Linked DNA regions of Mus musculus: region 1 is linked to region 2. A link is a loop called in an ENCODE intact Hi-C map of the cell type or tissue named here. Cell type or tissue: gastrocnemius. All regions are shown on one strand. Each heading gives the region's core, and the rest is flanking DNA. Links, peaks and the distances in the headings are about the cores only. Region 1 overlaps Septin2 (septin 2). Region 2 holds the start of Hdlbp (high density lipoprotein (HDL) binding protein).

Region 1 (10,358 bases), core at 3,940-6,439, 48 kb before region 2:
GACAATTAACTTTTCAATCTCAGGTCTCATTAGAGTGGACACAGTGGCTCATATTCAAAATAGGAAGGAAAAGCAGGAGAATTCTGAGTTCAAGGCCAGCCTGAATTAAATAGTGAGACCTTGTTTTGAGAGAGGCAATATTTAAACTTGAAATGATTAGATCCGGCAACTTTAAGTGTTGCTAACATTGTCTACAATGTAAATACATTAAGTAAATGAAAACAAATGCAGAGTAATTGACCCTTTGAGGGCTCTGCACCCTCTGTGAATTCATACCAATCCCTGCAGTTGATGGCATCCCCGTAGCCGGGAGTGTCCACTACTGTAAGCCGCAGCTTCACACCCCGCTCTTCAATCTCAACAGTCGAAGCCTCTATCTGGACAGTTCTTTCAATTTTCTCTAGAAAAGAAATAAACTTAATAGAAAATGTACTTAAAAATCAAGGCAGCATGCTAGAAGGAGAGATATCCATTATTTATATTCTTATGAAAAATGATAGCCGGGCAGTGGTAGCGCACACCTTTCATCCCAGCACTTGGGACGCAGAGGCAGGCAGATTTCTGAGTTCAAGGTTAGCCTGGTCTACAGAGAGAGAGAGAGAGAGAGAGAGAGAGAGAGAGAGAGAGAGAGAGAGAGAGAGAGAGTTAGTTCAGGACAGCCAGGACTACACAGAGAAACCCTGTCTTGAAAAACGAAAAAAAACAAAACAAAACAAAAAAAAAAACAAAAAAACAACGACAACAAAAAGAAAGAAAGATGACTTGGAAGGTCTCAGAAAGTAATATAAACACTGTTTAGAAAAGATCCAGAGTCAGCAAAGGAAATGTTGGTGCTAAAAATGAATGTTTTCTGGGGATTGTTGAAAATACCAACATTGAGGGGCTGGAGATGGCTCAGCAGTTCAGAATACTTGTTGCTCTTGCAGAAAACTAAGGTTCAATCTCTAGCGCCTTCATGATGGTTTATAACCATTTGGAACTTCAGTTCCAAGGGAACCAACCTCCAAAAGCACCAGGTAAATATGTGATCCACATACATACACTCATGGCAAAACACAGATTTAAAAACAAAAGGTCTTAAAATTAGCTGGTCAGTGGTGGCTCACACCTTTAATACCAGCACTTGGGAGGCAGAGGTAGATGAATTTCTGAGTTCGAGGTCAGCCTGGTCTATAGAGTGAGTTCCAGGACAGCCAGGGCTGTCCAGAGAAACCCTGTCTCCAAAAACAAAAAACAAACAAAAAAATCTTAAATTTTAAAAACAAAACAAAACAAAACATATTGGGACTAGTGAAATGGCTACTGGATACAAGCGCCAGCTGCCAAGCCTGATGATGACCTAAGCTCAGTACTGGAACCCATATGGTACAAGCAGAGAACCAACTACTCAAAGTTGTCTGAGACAAAGTAATTTATGAATTCATTTAAAAACAGAATATAAAAGTATTGGTGAAAAGGTTGTACATCTTTATTGTGGTTGACCTTATTCGTTCTTATCAACAAGTATTTATGTAGCCCAGTAGTAGAGCATTTGACTAGCATGCAAAAGGTCCCAGGTTTGAGAAGTACTGTAAAGCAAAACAAACATATTTGAGAATGCCAGTGTCTTATGCTGGGATAATCAGAGAATAGACAAACATATCCCTATCATAAATTTCTCTATATATAACACTTTAATTATATTTAAGTAACTTTAGATAATCCTGACAAGTGAACTTCTGGCGTCATGTATGCTGGGAAGGGCTCTACCATGGAGCTACATTCTCACTCTTGTATGTAGCTTTTTAAAGACATAGCTTTTCATCCAGCATACAATACAGATGGAAAACCAGGACATTTACTAGATAGCAAACTGAAATGAAAGTTAGTTACATAGATACACAGATAAGTATAGAACAAAGTCTACAACCAAGATCTCAGGACCTCAGATGCAGCACACTTTTCCTTCTTTTGTTGACAGTTTACAAAACACAAAGTAATTAAGCAAAACACACATCTAAGACCTAAGATATCAGGTATATATTCTAGAAATGTTCAAGTAAAATAATACTTAACAATTATATAGAAATATTTACCTGCAGCTCCAGGAATAATTCTTTCTGGGTAGAGATCAGTCAGGAATAAGCTGTTTATGAGAGTTGATTTTCCTAGACCAGATTCACCTTAAATGAAGATGAAAATACTATCATGTCATGATCTTTCCCATATTAACTGTTAAACCTGGAATGTTTACCACCACGTGTGTGTCACAAAAAGGAATGGGGAAGCTGAAGGAAGGCGAGCAACTTCCTCAAAGTCAAACAACAAGAACCTAATCTGAATCCAAATCCAGGGGATTGTAGAATTTGTTAATGGCATGATCATAAACAATTTTTATCTCTCCACAGGTTTCTAGAACATACTTTCGAATTTTGCTGTTGCTGTTCTTTAGAATAATCATTGGTTTTTATTACTTAAGGAGCTTCATATTTATTTAGCTTTCTGACTCTGTACTTGTGTCTTCAACACTTTCCTAACAATTTTCTGCCTTTCAATAAGGAAGCACAGTAGATCCTGTCATGGACACAGCGAAACCACATGGTGGGTCCTGCTGACATGCTTCTTTATGTTGGATAATCCCATAAAGCTTTAAGTCTTAAAAGCACACACCACTGACGTTAGTACTTCTCCAAACTTCTTGGTATACTGGTAAACCATTGGCAGGGGTTCGAGATGGCCTAGTTTTGTTTGAGACTGTCTTATAGAAAAGCCTATAATGGTGTGTCAGACACTGGACCATGCTATGTGCCTATAAGCACCAACCCTGGAAGAGTGATTTTGTTGTTTTTGAGACAGGGTCTTACTATGTAACTCAGGTCCTCTGAGTGAGCAGTGTGCACTCTTAGTGGTTGAGCCATTTCTTCAGCTTCAAGGTAATTGTTTTTTATTTAAAAAAACAAACAGATTTACATTAAATTATGAATGCGTGTGGTTGGGGCTGACGGCTAGACAAGTGAGTACAAGTGCCTGAGGAGACCAGAGGAGTTGGCTCCAGAGGAGCTGGAATTCAAGGCAGTCAGGAGCTACCTGACAAAAATGCTGGGAACTGAAGTCAGGTCCTGTGTAAGAACAGCAAGTTCTCATAATACCTGGGCCATCCCTCCAACCACCATAAAGAATAGTTAATGAAGTGTTTTTTTTTCCTATTGCGGTAACCGTTCATGTCCTTTGAAATGTTTTTAGCTGTCATAAAATTATGTTTACTTTCTTCTAAAAAAATTTTTTTTTACTTTAGGTGTAGGATATATTTCAAGTTAATTTGCAAGTACAATTTGCAAACTAGCCTACATGTACCCCATGGAGGACAGTCTTTGTTCAAAACATCCCAACTGTATAATTTTGCTTTTGGGGTCTCAGTTAAAAAAAAAAAATCCAAAATTCTGTTTTTATTTTTGTTTTAACAGTATACTGGATAGTTTGACTACACTGTAAATGGTCAAATTTCTCTTTCTCCTCCTCTGTCAAGGTCTCATTATGTAGCCCAGGCTTGTCTCCACCTTAGATCCATCCCTCTTCTACAAGCTTCCAAGCACTGGTTTACAGACATGCAGGATCACACTTTTTGATGTCTTTAATAAGGGATATTTCTGACTTAGTAAGTATTTAAGCAGTTTGATTCTCCAAGGCTTGTTCATAACTTTTTTTTTTAAAAGACTTATTTATTATATATAAGTACACTGTAGCTGTCTTCAGACACTTCAGAAAAGGAAGTCAGATCTAATTACGGATGGTTGTGAGCCACCATGTGGTTGCTGGGATTTGAACTCAGGACCTTTGGAACAACAGTCAGTGCTCTTAACCACTGAGCCATCTCTCCAGCCCCTTGTTCATAACTTTTTAGGGATAAATAACAACATTTTATGTCTACTTTAGCCCTGTAGACCCTACTAAGTGCCCTGAGTGTTTAATGAGTTTTCTTTGAATGGCTGGAATTCAAATGTTTCCAACCACATTTCTAGCCCTGTATAGTCTCCCTGAATTATATACAGTCAGAGAGTGAACATACTGATTGTTTTTTGAATGCTATGTATCAAATAATAATGTGACAAGAGTACACTGGTCTTTTCTACCAAGAACTTAATTTTACATTATTTTTATTTTATTTTAATTATGTAAATATACTCCAAAATATGTTGGAACCTATCTTCATTTTAGATCTGTGAACTATTAATTCTAAGGATTAATCAAGTCTTACTTGGTCATAACAACCATTAAGCTTTTCAAATGCTCAGTTTTGAAATTTAGCAACTGTAAAAAACTAACTAAATGTAATATGGTTAACAGAGTAACAAACAGCTCATCATTAGAGCCAGGTGTGGTGACTCACGCATTGAACAACATACAAGGTAGTGGGTATCTCTGTATGTATGCATATCCCTGTAAGTTTGAGAGCAGCCTACTCTACATAGCTGGTTCTAGGTCAGCCAGGGCTACATAGTGAAACACTGTTTAAAACAAACAAACAAACAAACAAACAAACAATAGCAAAAACAATAAAAACCCCACCAGCAGTCATCATTAAGCGTCTACTGGCATGCTAAAACCCAATACACGGTAGGATCAATAACAACAGAAATACATTCAAGCAACCACTCAATTTCAAAGTACTTCCACTAGAGTTTTATAAATTACTAATTTTTAAGTGAAAATTAAACACAATACTAACTAAATGATTAACTAGTCATCTTTACTATGTAACAATTCTGCAAATTCACCTTTAACAATACCTTACAAACTTGGGTTGTCACTAAAATTGACAGTGTCTATTTTTGTTGTTGTTTTGACACAAGATCTATGTAGTCCTGGTTGTCCCAGAGCTCACTATGTAGACCAACCAGGCTGGCTTCAAACTCACTGAGATCTTCCTGCCTCTGCCTCACAAGTGCTGAAATTAAAGGTATGCAACCACCACGCCCAGCCTTTGACATCTGGTTTGGATAGTGGCCAGTGTCAGCAGGGATAGCAGACATGCACAGGAAGCCTAACTGGGACTGGAGGATGTTCTGAAGTAGGTCATCTACAAGGCTATTGGCAGGCTCAGTTCCCTGCCTTTATAAAGTCATGACAATTAGCTTCCTCTAGTATCTTTTATGACCTAGTCTTGAAAGTCACATCATTTCTACAACATCCATCTACAACAATTTAAAAGGGGAGTGAGAGACAACAAGATGATTCAGAAAGTAAAGGCACTTGCTGCTCAAGCCTGGTGACCTGAGTTCTATCCTTAGAACCCATATAAAGATGGAAGTCGAGAACCACCTCTACACAAGTGTGCCTTGTGCACATTAAATACATGCACACACACAAATAATAATAAAGAAACAACAACAACAACCCCCCCCCCCAAAAAAAAAATCCTGGTAAGGGTTGAGAATACTAGGGGGCAAGTATCACTGGTGACTATTTTAAAAGTTAATTATAATTTATGAAATTCCTAGGCAAATGGATGGACCTGGAGGGCATCATTCTGAGTGAGGTAGCCCAATCACAAAAGAACTCACATGATATGTACTCACTGATAAGTGGATATTAGCCCAGAAACTTAGAATACCCAAGATACAAGATACAATTTGCAAAACACATGAAACTCAACTCAAGAAGAACGAAGACCAAAGTGTAGACACTTTGCCCCTTCTTAGAATTGGGAACAAAACATCCATGGAAGGAGTTACAGAGACAAAGTTTGGAGCTCAGATGAAAGGATGGACCATTTAGAGACTGCCATACCCGGGGATCCATCCCATAATCAGCCTCCAAACTATGACACCATTGCATACACTAGCGGGATTTTGCTGAAGGGACCCTGCTATTGCTGTCTTGTATGAGGCTATGCCAGGGCCTAGCAAACACAGTAATGGATGCTCAGTCATCTATTGGATGGAACACAGGGCCCCCAATGGAGGAGCTAGAGAAAGCACCCAAGGAGCTAAAGGGGTCTGCAACCTTATAGGTGGAACAACAATATGAACTAACCAGTACCCCCAGAGCTCTTGTCTCTAGTTGCATATGTATCAGAAGATGGCCTAGTCGGCCATCATTAGGAAGAGAGGCCCCTTGGTCTTGAAAACTTTATAGGCCTCAGTACAGGGGAACGCCAGGGCCAAGAAGTGGGAGTGGATGTGTAGGGGAGTTGGGGGGAGGGGGCCTGGGGGACTTTTGGGATAGCATTTGAAATGTAAATGAAGAAAATACCTAATAAAAATGGAAAAAAATTATAACAAAAAACTTTCACTGTATATGAATAAAGAAATTACATTAAAATCTTGTTTTCCTCTTGAGCAAAATTTACTGAATATATGTGTGAGTATATATGATATCTTGACCAAAACATATACATATTAAGTTCCACAGTTGATTTTGCAAAGAAAGGCCAATGCACTTCGTAGGTTGGAAAAAGGGGGCATTTAGTAAACTAGCTTCTTACCAACCACCATCAGAGTGAACTCGAACCCCTTCTTCACTGATTTTCGGTGAACTTGATTGGGAAGATTTGCAAATCCAACATAGCCAGGAGTTTCTGGATTTATAAACTGAGTTGGTTGTTGCTAAAATAAGATTAAAAAATACAAAATAAGCTAATAAACACCGTAATGATTGCTTTTATGACATTATCAGACCTGTGGAAAGCATAGGTAATCAGTAATTCTCACAAATTAAAGAAAGGGGGAAAAAAAGAAACTCCACAAAACACCATTTTCAAAACTTATACTTTTATTAGAAAATTGTGCACTTAAGTGGATTAAAGAAAACACAATCTGAGGCTGGAGAGACGGCACAGCGGGTTATGATCACTGGATGTTCTTCCAGAGGACCCAGGTCAATTCCCAGCACCCACATGCTAGCTCACAAATGTCTATAGCTCCAGCTCCCAGGAATTCAATACCCTAATAGACATACATGCAGGCCAAACACCAATACACATAAAATAAAAATAACTAAATCGTTAAACACACACACAAGCCAATCTAATTTCTTCCTTATATTATGACTCATAATTAATATTTTGATAGTCAATTTCTGTTTAGCAATGTAACTATGTAAAATATGTAAGACTAGCTTATCTCAATGAAATAAATCAAATTATGGCTTGAGATAAATAGAGTTAAAAAAAACTGACTCCTCTCATTGAACAATTAGCTAAAGACTAGCCTACAACCAGGATCAGGAATGATGCTCTGTGAAAACATCTGAGAGTAAGACATTTCTTGCTATTCTTCATCTATGGCACAGAGCTTTATCTAGAGAAAGGCAGGGAATCTAGGAGAGGAATGTTGAGATTTCAGGTTAAAAAAACTATCAGACAAAAAAACTAAGCCCACAGTGGACTACCCTGAAATATCTAGATATTTGTTTTCGACAGGCTCACTACATATTCCTGGCTGGTCTGGAGCTTGCAGTCTGTTTCAGCCTCACCGTGCCTGATGACATCTGTATTCTTGATGAAAGAATGTCTGGTAAGACTAAAGATGATGGAAGATGTGGTAAATCAACAGTGAAAGCACAATCTAGGAGATGAGAAGATGGAGTACTTGCCTTGCAAGTCTGACAACCTGAAGTCAATCACTAGAAAGCAAATTAAAAACAAAACCAAAAAAGCTGGGCATGATGCTAATAAAAAAAAAAAGCCTTTGTGATCTTAGCCCTGGACAAGTGAAGACAGGTGGATAGTTGAGGCTCTAGGCTAGTGAGAGATCTGTCTGTCTCTCTGTCTTTCTCCCTCCTCCCCCAACACACATAAAAAGAGAGGAGGGAGAACGAACAAACCAACAAACCAACCAGCCACTGATGGACAGTGAGGCATGATGCCAAGGTTGAACTCTAGTTTCTGAATACACACGCATGCAAGCACTCATGCAGCCTCCCTACCTCTTAAATCCTACCATTTATGCAATAGCACACTAAAAGTGAAAAAATGTTAATGCATTGTTTGAACTAAATAAAAAAAAGTTGTAAAATAGCATTTCTTTTACAATTACATTTATAACATCCATTCACATGTACATACATACAAAAATATACCTAAAACTTTCATAGTGGTTATTTCTGGGTCATAGAATAATGACTCTTTTATTTAATCTCTGATTCAAATTACTTGTATAAAAAGCAATAACTGATATTATGGTTTTTCATTGGATAGTAATAAATACTCAAGACTCAAAAATAAAAGGCAAAGCTAACCTTCAGTCTTAACTACAAGTTCCACTTTCTCAGCTTATGGTCCTTTAGAACTAATTTATATCAGGGCTCTGGAACAAACAATTTATAAGGGCTAATCTAAACTCATGTAGCATGTCTAAGAGCGCCATTAATTTAATCATATGAATTATTAGAATTCTTAATAGGTATTTGATTGGTATAGGAAAAAAATCTCAAGATGATCAAAAGGATTCACATCAACATATAGATTTAAAATTTTGGTAAAGAAGGCAACTCAAAACTTTAGAATAATACAAAACCAGAAGTTTATCTTAGAAATCCTTTTTAGATATCTGAACATTTAAAACAATTTCTCGTTACACCATAGATACATGAACTGTATGACCTTACCTTAGACATCTTTCTTGATTTTCCTGTCTATCTGTTAAAAAAGAAAAGACAAATGTCTGACTTTATATATGCATATTTAACAACATGAACTGACCCAGGAAGATAGATATGTGACATCTACCTTTTTTAGCTTCTTTTTTGTTTCTTTAGCTTCTCAGTAATCTCAAACATTGCCCCAGATTACTCAATATAAAGAAAAAAATTAAATAAGCTGACAAAAGTATCTAGACATATATTTCTATATTTCCAAATATATACATATTTATATTCTTTCAGTACTGATTATATTCTAGATATCAGGGATGGGATGGGAGAAAAAGACAACCTGCTTCATATCTCTATTTTAATTGAAGCCTTTCAAGGAGAACAGGATACCACTGTACCCAGAGTCCTGTATCCTGAATGTGTGTTATCTCGGACTGAAAGATTACTAGCATAACTTGGAAACTAAATTTTGGCACTGGGGCACAAGGTACAACATGAAGCACATTTACAAGTAAAGAGGACAGATTGAAATTTTTAATGTTTATGTGCCAGTCTGGTAACTCTGAGGTCAGAAGGTGTCAGGTCCCCTGGAACTGGAATTATGGATGGTATGAGCCACCATGTAGATGCCAGGAGCCAAATCCAGGTCCTTCAAAAAAGCAGTAAGTGCTCTTAACCACTGAGACCCTCTCTAGCCCCAGAGCTGAATTGTTACACAAATTTCACAACACTGAAGCTTTGGGAAACAGGGAGTGTGTTGCCTTGGACTTTCGTTGAAACACACAAAGTTTCTTTGTTTTCCAAACCTTAACCTACAAGATCACTGCAGACCCCAAGTTTCTCTCCCCAATGGAAATGTTTTCAAGCACCTAAGACAAACTGAGGTTCCCGCACTTCACTGTATTTAAGCAGGTAAATTAAGTAGGCATGCAAAAGAATTCATGGGATTTTAGTTAAGTATTATGATGTTTCACGGGGAATGGAGTCTTGGTTATCGCTTTCATGTTGAAAACTTTAGGATACCTACATAAAGAATTTTCAAAGTGTCCAGATCAGGGGAGAACATAGAGGCAAAGAAAAAACAAACAAACAAAATGTTCCTGTCAAAAACAAATACCAGTCTATACTTTAGTCAGCTAACTGGAACTGTGTAACAGAAGAATGAATTAAGGTCCCTTAGATAGAAAGGGCATCCTTGCAAAATGCTATTAATAGACAACTAAATAGATTAAACTATGTCAGCAAAGTTGAAAGTTAGGAGTAGGAGTGAATATAAAGAACTAAAACCTTCTAAAAGAGAGATAAATAGGTCAGATGGAATATAGATTTGCCAGGAGCTACACCCTGACTGCAAAAAATAGTCCAGTTAGGAGATAATAGGAAAGGTAGTCACTAACGGGGGAAAAATGCAGTAACCCCAAATCAACAGAAAAATGTAAAACTATATATGATGGTCCATTCCTGTAACCCCAACCATGGGAAGGCAGGCAAGAGGAAAGTGAATTCAAGGCCACCCCTGGATATTTTTCTTGATTTTGTGGGTTTTTTTGTTTTTTTGGATAGGATCTCTCTATTATGGATCCCTAGCAACACTGGGCCAGTTATTTGTCTTGTTAAAGTCTTAAAGAATAAACAATGAAAGTAACAAGTAGCAACTCAATCAAAGCAGAATACACAGAAGAGGAGACTACTAATAACACTGACATCAAACCAAAGGTGAAACGCAGGGCGTGGCTGCACACGCCTTTAATCCCAGCACTTGGGAGGCAGAGGCAGGTGGATTTCTG
Region 2 (10,358 bases), core at 3,386-5,885:
CCCTGTCTCGGGGGGGGGGGGGGGGGGGGGGGGGCGGGGGGGGGCGGGGAGAGAGAAAGACAATGTAAAAGAAACCGTGGACTAAAGAGAGCTACTTGTTTTCCACCCTGAACTTGGACTGTTTTAAGCTGCTGAACTATATGTATAATAATAAACATCTGTGAAGGAAAAGTCAATTTTGATATATTCATTATTAGAATATTGTTGTAGGTTTACTTAAGCATAATCATAGATGGGGTTTATATTAATAAAAGTATAATCTGGGCCATGTATATTTACAGATCTGGTCACCAGTCACAGTATGAGTGATCTAACAGTACCATTCCTTGTCGCTAACTAGTTGTAGCATGTCTGTTGTAGGTCAATTTAAATTGTTCTGTTGATTTTTAGGTAGACAGTGTCACCATTCAGGAGACAGTGGGTCCTGGGAGAATGGAGCCCATAAGTGAGGCTGACTAAACTCTCATGCAATAGCCAACTTTATTCAGAGCATCAGACATTTTTACACTGAGGATTAAGAGTCACATGAATAAAGTGTACAATCACAAGGACAAGCTGAACATGGCAAAAACGTGTTTTTCCATAGAAGCATATAAAAGATAGCTTAAGCATTTAATTCAATAACATCAGCAAGCAATAATGAATAATCTGAGGTAAACTTATTCCACTACACCTTGGAGGAACACAAAAACACATTTCCAAGAACAATTCTGCATTTTGAAGAAACTGAGGAAACAAGACTCTTTTTTAAGTTATTTTGGTGGGCCAGGAATCAAACCTAGGAGCTGCCACGTGTTAGGCAAGCAATTTTCCACCAAGCTACATAGTCAGATCTCAAATTCCAGTCCATGATTCTTAACCATCTTTCTGTTGTTCATTCTTATGTTTGTTTTATTTAATGTCATGTTTGTGGGTTATTTCTTTATTTCATGCTTTTAATTATATCATTTCAGGTTCTTGTGTCTAATCCTATACAATTTAATTTTTTTATTTTTTTTTTCAATTGCAGTTTTACAAATTTTTATGGCATTAGGGAGCAAAGCCAGGGTTTATGAATGTTAATCATATGCTCTAACCACTGTGCCACACACTTAGTCTGTGGGGTTTAAGTTTATTTTTATGTGTATGTGTGTCTTGCCTGCATTTATGTCTGCTTATCACATGGTGCCTAGGGAAACCAAAAAAGAACACCAGATACCCTGGATCTGGAGTTATAAACAGTTGTGAGCTTACATGTGGGTGCTGGGGATCAAGATGGGGTCCTTGACAAGAACAGCAAAGGCTTTTAACCACTAAGCCATCTCTCTACCCTCTTTTTAGAAAGAGGGGTGTGTCTGCACTGTGTGTGTGTGTGTGTGTGTGTGTGTGTGTGTGTGCTCTACAGAAGTTTATATGGATGCCCAGTTTGTTACATGGGTGCTAGGATCCAAATTCCAGTTCTCCTAATTGTTAAGTAAGTTCTCTTAACTGCTGAGCCGTGTTTTCATCCCTCTTGCATCTTACTCTTTGAACTTTGGACTTTCAGCTTCTATACTGTAATTGATCTGTCAATATTTTTATCCTGTTATGAAATTTATTCCATCTTGAGGATACCTACTTCCTGTCTGTTAATTTTTTTAAAGGATAATGGGGATTTAAAGAACTTGTAGTCCCATGTTTCTAAGCACTCCCCAGAGATGCTTTTGTCTCTCAGCCCAGGCCAGCCAGAGATCTAGTTGTTACTATGTTGCTGGTGTTCTCATTTTCCCCTTAGACCTACTTTCTGTTTAGGCTATAGCCCTTTTAGAGAATCATGATTTGGGGAATTGGAGAGTGTTACTATGTTCTAACATTTCACCTTAAGCAGTCAGGATTCTTTTGGTTGTTTTTGTTGTTGTTTTTGGTTTTTCGAGACAGGGTTTCTCTGTGTAGCCCTGGCTGTCCTGGAACTCACTTTGTAGACCAGGCTGGCCTCGAACTCAGAAATACGCCTGCCTCTGCCTCCTAAGTGCTGGGATTAAAGGCATGCGCTACCACGCCTGGCTAGCAATCAGGATTCTTATTCCATGTTCCTTGATGTATGAAAAACAAAATATTGCAGACCAGTGTTCACTTTTTGAGGCATCTAGAGTTGACACTTCTATGTTTCAGTATACTGAAAGTAACTAGTCATAATTGTTAGCATCCCAGGAGCACCTGGGATGTTTTGTGGTGCATGTTTATCATTTCAGATAAAGTCTTATATAGAAAGGCCAGGTTGGTCTTGAGCTCCTAACCCTCGTGGCTGTACCTCTCAGGTGCTGAGATAAGCTAATGTTACCACACCCTCCTTGATTTAATAATGCTTTCATTAAGTCCATGCTTTGTTTTATTTTTGAGACATCATATAACTTTGTAGCCTACTGTGACCTTGAACTCCCAGTACTCGCCTCAGCCTTCTGAGTACTGAGATTACAGGGTACCACCACACTCATGGAGGCCTCTGTACAGCCAGGCACTGGGCCAGCTTGTACTTAATGTGGACTTACTAACTCCATTGGAGATCCCTTGACAGCAGACATACTGACTGGTGGGTGCTTGCCTCTCCACATTAACTTTTTCACAGCCCGAGACCTCAGGAACAAAAGAATGACAACAAAAACATTTCTTCTAGTTGCTGGTTGGTTAATCACCAGGGAAAGACACCTTGCACAGTAATAATAACACAGAAGGAAAGACAACTTGGTGCCTACAGAGGCTTTAAGAAGCTCTATCACTCGGTGACTATGCTGGCAGCTTGGAAATGCCCTCTGGTCTTTTAAGCAGTACCTTCAGAGATTTATGTCATGAAGAACTGTGGTGTTCCTGTCAGCCGCATTACTGGCTCCTGGACTTCTCAATTCTGACACCTCAACTTTCAGATAGTTTCCTATTCAGCAGCCCCATCCCCATTCTTTCCAGCACATTCCATTTTCCCCCCTTGTCCTTCAGTCTAAAGTCTAGTTAGGGCAGCTCTTCCCAGTCCCTCAATCAAGAGCCCATCACCGTGCTGCTACCTTCTAAGTACATACTAAGTCTGATTGCTTATTTTGTTCACTGCTGCAAATGCTTGTAAGCCTTAGAATGACAACTACAGAAGGCCTCTTCAGCCCTTCCACATACCATTGTCCCACAAGAAAGGCACATATTATCCAGACCTGGTGGCTCACACTTGTAATCCAAACACTAGAGAAGGAAGCTGAGACAAATCTACACAGTGAAAAGTTGTCAGAAGTGGGGAAAAGAAGGTGGGGGCATCTGCTGTTGGTTACTAGCCTATTCTGTGCTGATGCATATCACTGCATATCACTGTCCAGTATAGGTCAGAAGTGTGCTCATGTCACCTCAGGAGAGGTTCAAAATAATGATTGTGTACAAATTCTTCAAGTAGTTGTCAATAAACGCAACAGGGCAGAACTAGTCCTTTCAAAGGAGGAAGCATTCTGAGGGCAGAGGTTCTGCTCTGTCCCAACTGAGTATGGGAGAGGTAGGAATTCACTGCAGGCTGGTCTGTACATATGGGACACTGAATAATACTGTGTAGAGGGCTTCGAAAGTTTTGGAGTTTGTTGTGTTGGACATTGAGGAATGGAGTAAGGATTTGCAGTAGAGGTGGGAGCAGGAGGAAGAGATCCCGAAGAGAATGAGAATGTGTTCCATCAGGGGGTGCTCTAGGGGATGGTAAAATGGTTTTCCGGGCTGTCTGCTGTCTGAGGTCCTCAGAGCTTTCTTTTCTCTTTTGGTGACACAGTTTCTGGTGGCCTCAACTCTGGCACCTCTGGCTCTGGGGCCTGCCTGTTCTCTGTAGGTAATTAACTTACCAACTCCTCGCCCCCTGTCAGGCCGCAGAACTCTTAAAGAGTTGGTCCGCTCCCGGGCGCTGTAGGGACCCCGCAGCGGGCGGGGCGGGCGGCCGGTCTGACGTGTCTCGGCGGGATTGGAGCCTCCGCCCTATATAGCAGCGGCGGCCCGGGCGCCGCGCCTCGGAGCGTCCCGGCTTCTCCCGCGCAGCGGCAGCGACAGACGGACAGACTCTCGGGTGGTCACACTCACGAGTGAGGATCGGGCGAGCTGGTGGGCGGGGGTGCCAGGGGCGGGGCGGCGGGGGGTCGCCGCTGAGCACGGCTGGGGTCGGTTCCTCAGCTCCCCGGCCGCACAGGCTCCTGGTCTCCAGCTACCGCGACGGGCGGGGGCCGCTACGTGTCACTCTGCGCATGGCCGCGCCGGAGCGCAGAAACTTTCCCAAGTCCGCCACGCGCCGCGGGTCTGCTTGCGGGCCCGGACCGCCTGGACTTCTAGCTCACCGGGCGGGCCGCCGCGATGGGGGAGGGGAACGACCTGGCCAGGTTGGTGACGTGGGCTGCCGAGCCGGCCCCTCCCCCGCACCCCTTCCCCCCAGCTCGGCCCGGCCGTACGGGCTGTGGACCGGACCTAGCTAGGTCAGTGGCGCCCTAGTTCGCGTCAAGCTGGGATCTTCACCCGGGGCCCCTATGTCCCGCGCGGTGCCTTGCTGCACCTTCACCTGCGGCGTCTGGCTACGTGGTCACTGGAGGACTCCCGGCCCAAGTACTACTTGGATGCGCCCCAGGGTCCATGGGTGAAAAATACATTACGGAAAAATACCGAATTTGGATGAAAGGCAGGGAGGCCGAGCAGGATACTGTCCCTTTAAGCCTGTCCCCGCCCGCGGGCGCTCTTGGCCGGTGGGAGGGCCATGCTGAGGTGGCATCTGCGAAAGTTCCTCCCAGGCTGGGTCTCTGACTTCCAGAGCTGGGTAATGCACTGGGCCGGCCTTGGTAGTCACAGACATAGTTTGTGATCTCAGCATAGCTGGGTTTTGTTTTTAATTTTGGAGTTTGTACTCTTCGGTATTTGGTGGGGAGAGGGCACCTTCGAAAAGCTTCTGAGGACGTAAAAGTGAAGTTTCAAATTTGGAAGAGAAACCTGCATCTCAGCTGAAGGTTTTCAAGGTGGAGGTTTTCAGTGCCCTCCATGTAGACTGGCCTACAGTATAAAGAACTTGAGTCCCTCTAGCTGAGGTTGATAGGAAATTCTTTCTGAAGCATAACTGAATTCTCCTTGCATAGTGTTGCCCCTTACATAAGTAGTTGGCACAACTTAGCACAGGGGAATCAATTTAAATACTTCCTTGTTCAGAATCAAGAAGGATTCTTCACATACAGCTTTTTCTATTTTCTGGATTAACAACAGGTTTCCAGCTGCCACAGCCTCACTGCTCTCCCGCAGGAGGCCCTGTTGCTCCCCGATTCTGGGCTTCTACCTCTCTTCTTTTAGTTCAAGTTCTGTGTTGAGAACTAACCTTATTCTGCCATGCTCATTTATGCTCTTAAGAAGCAAATTGTAATATCCAAGTTTGGATGCTGACAGACCACAGTTTCCTGTGGGAAAGGTGGTGGGGGTGGCCTCAATCCTGAGGGACTGGAGGGGCTGTACCCACTTGAGGAGACTTGCATGTGGAGGCCAGAAGAGTTGAGAACATAGATGTCTCTGTTGCTTGGCCTTCACAGGGAGGAGGCAGAAGAGCTGGACCCCACGAATGCCATGCACTCTTTTCTCTAGTGGTATTTGTAAATCAGATTAGAGTCATATTCAGTCCTGACTTGTGTGGTTCAATCCAGCAGAAGGCTGAGATACCAAATCTTGGGCTCCTGTCGTATTCTTCTGAGTTTAGCCAGTGGAGATGCAGGGTGGGGGCTGTATGGTCAGCTGTGAGGGGGCCCCCGTGTAAGATGAGCATCCAGGTGCAGCCGGTTAGGCCTCTGAGTATTTTGTCAGTAGAGGTAAAACAAGCAGTAGGGGAAGGTGGAGGGAAAGTTCTGCTTGTTAAAGCAGATACAGATGGGCATTACTGAGAACATGAAAGCCTTCCTTCCATAAGACTGCTTACTGCAGGGTCTCCAGTAGAGATGAGGCCTATATTTACATATGGTTATCAAGTATGTGTTTTAAAGTTGAATCTTTAACAGAATTTTGAGTCATTAATTTTTTTTAAAGCCTTACCAGAACTCTTACCTGAACTCTCTGTTCAGTGTGTCCTTAATTGTGATCTGTTTGCCTCAAGCTCTGACAAACTGAAATCTGGAAACTAGGCCCCAGTGAGTCTTGTCAAACCTGTCTGGAGTTTTCTAGAGGTCCACTTTGCTGTACCTGGCTGCCAGAGGGCGTTTGTACGCGTCAGGAGTCCTGGAAGCTGCATTCTGGTTTCTTCCTTGTCAGTGACAGTAGGCTTTAGACATGGAGGTGCTTCCAGTAACCACTTGATTCACTGTAAATATCCCTGGAAGGGGATCCCGAAATATGGGAGCATATTTAAAAGAGATATCCTGTGTAGGGCCCTGTGTTGCGTCTGTACAAGGCAATATATTGCGTAGGCTTGGGCAGCTAGTACTCTGGAGACCTATCTTGTGCTGGGAAAAGCCAGGGCACTGGTCAGTGGCAGCAGAGAGAATATAATAATTGAAGTCACATAGATAAACCTGGCTTGGTAAAGTGGGATGGGTGTCTGTATTTAAGAAGTGAGCAGAGCCTGGTGTGGTGGTACACCTCTTTAATCCCAAAACTCAGGAGGTAGAGGAAGGTAGATCTCTAAGTTCAAAGTCGGCATGGTGTAGGTGTACATAGAGAGAGACCTTATCTCAAACAAACAAAAAAAATTTGTAGAGTAGATTTTGGCCTCTTTGGGTAGCCTTTGAGTCTTGAAATTTTATGACCTGATTTTTAAGTCTCTGTGAATTAGAAGGGACTGAGGACTTTTACAGGACAACAGCAAGAACAAAGGAACTGCAGAGTTACCAAGGAGTCTTTGGTTTTGTTGTTTTTTAGACAGGTCTCACTTTGAAACTCTGGCTGACCCTGGAAGTCAGAGATCTGCCTGTCTCTGCCTCCCAAGTGCTGGGATTAAAGGTGTGCGCCACCATGCCTGCCTCCAAGGAACCCCTGGTCATTCTGAAAGCTGGAGTATGAGGTCTTCATTTTGCTGAATATACCACAGTTAGCTGCAGAGCAGAGTCAGCCTGGCAGAAGTCACAAGGATCCAGTGCACAGATCACTCTAAGATCCAAGGATCCAGTGCACAGATCACTCTAAGATCCCTTGAAGAGTTGCCTTTTGAGAGTTTGAGATGATTCAAGTTTTACCGTAATGTCTTGTTCAAAGTTAATGCCTAAGATCAGAGCTTGTGTGTGTGTGTGTGTGGGGGGGTGTCCCAAGAAATTTGCCTGTTGGTAAACTAGAAGTCAAATGTAAAGGCTATTTAGTACTTTTTTGAGAGATGAAAGGATCCAAGTTCTAAAGCATGGATAAGTAACCTTTATGGTTTTTTGTTTTGCTTTGTTCTCTCCTCTCCCTTCCTACCATATACTAGTAAAAGCTGGCAGGCTGACAGAGGCAACCTCAGGACGGACTTTCTGGCTACTGACCATTTTGCTGGTAAGTTTGAGCTCCCTTTCTGAAGACGTCTGTGCCTGTAACACAAAGATATGTGAGTTAGTTCCAACGTGTATCTCCTTTCCTTGGGTTTTGTCTTCTGTGTTCTGTGCCATGAGAAGTAAGTGTCTCCCAGCTTTACCTGCCCTTCAGCTGTGTCCTCTGCCTTACATCTGTGTTAATCCTTTTCTTACATGTGAATTATGCTTTTTCAGGATTTGAGTATTAATATTCTTTTAAAATACTGAGTTTAATTTTTTTTAATTGATATGAGGTCTTATTTTATTGTAATGAAGTTTTTTTTTTTTTTTTTTTTTTTTTTTTGCTTGTGTGTGTTTTGGATACCAGGTTTCTCAGAATAGCCCTAACTGTCCTGAAAATCACTCTGTAGACCAGGCTGGCCTTTGAGATCCACCAGTGTCTGCCCTCTTGAATGTTGGAATCAAAGGTGTGCACCACCACACTCAGCTGCATAATTTATAAAAGTATTTGCATTTTGCCAAGATGTGCATGTAAGAAGATACTTGGTGCATAATGGTGTAAAGAAAATGAGTTCTTCCTCATTCTGGTCTCCTAGAACTACAGAAGGCCGAGAAGCTAACACCTGTGTCTGAGTATACTGAATTGCACCAAACTTTAAGGGGAGCTAGGACGTTCCTAGCCAATGTCCATAGCTATCCTAGAGAAAGGAATTCTGTGCCTTAAGCCAGTTTTCTCTCTTGTGAGTGTATCCCCTCCCACACCTGAGCAAGAGTGGAGGAGACCACACATTCAGGTATTTAGCACAAGGTTGGATCTCTTACACTGTCACCAAGAAACTGAGAGGTCCATCCCCCAATCTCCATTCCTGAGGTGTTTGAAAATGTTAGAAATGGTTCTTTTGGATAAGTACCTTACACATCCAAGTTGTAGTAATTGTCATTTTTATACTTTATAGAGTCAGGCATATCTTGAACAATTAACAAAATAAGATGAAGTTAGCTATTAAGAAAATGATTCTGGAGTTGATCCGTGCCAGAGCTGGGTCAGACAGGTAGCAGGTTCCTGTAGTCCCAGAGTACTGGTGGTTTGCGGTGAGGGTAACAAGCTGTTACTGAGGCCATCTCAGTGGTAAGTGGTGCTCACCTAGCGCTATGTATCTTAGCCAAGTCTTGTCTGCCGTGTGACAGGCAGTTTCTGAGAAGACAGGTGATCAAGTGAGCTTGTAGTTCCCATGTTCACCCTTCTGTTGAAAGCTTGAAGAACAATTTGCATTGACCTTGTGAGGAAATAAATACTATAGCTTACAGACAGGAGATTAAACCAGCGACTAAAGCATTAGAATAACTGTCCATAGATCATTACAATTAGCTGCCGTTGGGCTTTCTGCTCCCTGATTACCCTTCTCTTGATACAGTGTCTTACTAGGATCGTGTGTGGACGTGAGATCAACCATGAGCTCCGTTGCAGTTTTGACCCAAGAGAGTTTTGCTGAACATCGAAGTGGGCTGGTTCCACAACAAATCAAAGGTGACAGGCCCCTTTCCAAGTCCTTGTTAACTTCTGAGACTGGGCTTTTGTGCTCATTTGTACTAGTTGGTTGTAAGTGAGATTGGACAGGTTTGAGGAATGACTGCAAAAACAGCTGCAAGCGTGGGCAGTTTCCTAGAAATCCAATTAACAACTGTCTATTAGTGGGATCCTTTTGAAAATTGCTGTCCCAACTATGAGGTACTATAATATTGGCTGTGAAGCATCCTAAAACATTACTGAGCTTCTTTGAGAATGAAGGTGAGGTCTGACTTCTGTGCTCTTAAAGGCCAGGATCAAGACCAGCACTGTCTAATAGAATAGAATGCTAGCCACCTAAGCAATTTGAAAGTTTTACAAACCTAGGGAACAGGTAAATTTTGTTTTTTGTTTTCGTTTCTTTTTTTTTTTCCCCCCAAATATTTTCAGACAAGAGTTTTTGCTGCTTAGACCAGAGTGATCTCAAATTCATGGTCCTCCTGCCTCTGGGATTATAGGCATGTGCCACTACACATTTAATATATTTAGCCCAGTGTATTTAAAAAATGGCATTGCAACAGTTCAATATAAAAAAATCTTAAAGCCAGCTAGTTTCTATTATTTTTCCTTAATTTTTAGTAAATATATTTATAAACACAGAGCTTTTTGACTTGAAAACTAACTTTTTATACAGAGGTCTTTGACCTGCACTGACAAGGCAGCTTCTGTCAAGCCTGGTGGCCTAAATCTGATCCCAGCACCTACGCGGCTGAAGGAAGGAACTGACTCCTGCAAGTTCTCAAACTGCCATGTATAATGTGGCATGGCTACAAACACAAACTTTAAAAGATAGTATTTTTAATCCTTGAACTTGAATTGAGTTTCTAAAATTTTCCAATGAAAGAGTAAATTGTCTAAGTTGTTATAAGATATTTAAGTTTTCCTATAATCGAATATCAGTTCTTAATTTAAAATGAATTAAATTTTTAAAATTCACTTCTTAACTACACTTGACCCACTCAGTCCCAGTGACCACTGTGTTGGTCATTCCTAAGACACTGCTGGTGGTCTGGTCTCAGTATCTGGTAACTATCAGTAGTGTCTCCTATCTTACAAGGGCAAATGATCAACCTCTGCTCACACCAGCATCATCAGGCTAGGAAGCAGTGAGCCTGTAATAGAGGCCTATCTAATTCCAAAGGTCATCCTGTCCTTTCCATGTTTGCATGCTCCGTTGTATTGTGGGCCCAGCTACTGGTAGATACTGCTCATCCCTAGGGACCAAAACAAGCCATACCCTTGCTTTTGTAGAGATCATGGTTCACTGGACAAAAGTATGAACATGATTAATAATCAGGGTCTCTAACTTCTCCAAGTCTTGCTGTACCCTGTCTTGACTTGAGTGTCTTCATCATAGACAGGCCCAT

What was found. Hi-C counts contacts between places; a loop is a spot of excess contacts. Peaks named below come from ENCODE experiments on the same cell type or tissue, not always from the same donor. Only the 100,000 strongest peaks of a DNase experiment are listed, where the experiment ranks them.
Region 1: a loop joins it to region 2, with 2.6 times the contacts of the local background. A loop is called at or near these places in 12 of 42 quality-filtered maps.

Annotation. Positions count from the first base shown.
Region 1 is chr1:93,487,383-93,497,740 of GRCm38, reverse strand. Septin2 (septin 2) reads right to left here. Exons shown (of 13, transcript NM_010891.2): 2 at 8,587-8,617; 3 at 6,464-6,584; 4 at 2,076-2,162; 5 at 277-400. The coding sequence starts at 8,595. Among named protein-coding and RNA genes, the nearest start is that of Septin2, 14 kb to the right of the region's middle. In gastrocnemius, for the core only: no CTCF peak of the experiment used is centred there; no DNase peak of the experiment used is centred there.
Region 2 is chr1:93,439,274-93,449,631 of GRCm38, reverse strand. Hdlbp (high density lipoprotein (HDL) binding protein) reads left to right here and starts at 3,931. Exons shown (of 28, transcript NM_001301364.1): 1 at 3,931-4,052; 2 at 7,382-7,446; 3 at 8,840-8,952. The coding sequence starts at 8,877. In gastrocnemius, for the core only: no CTCF peak of the experiment used is centred there; DNase peaks (open chromatin) are centred at 3,977, 4,272 and 4,646; H3K4me3 peaks cover 2,500 bases; H3K27ac peaks cover 2,500 bases.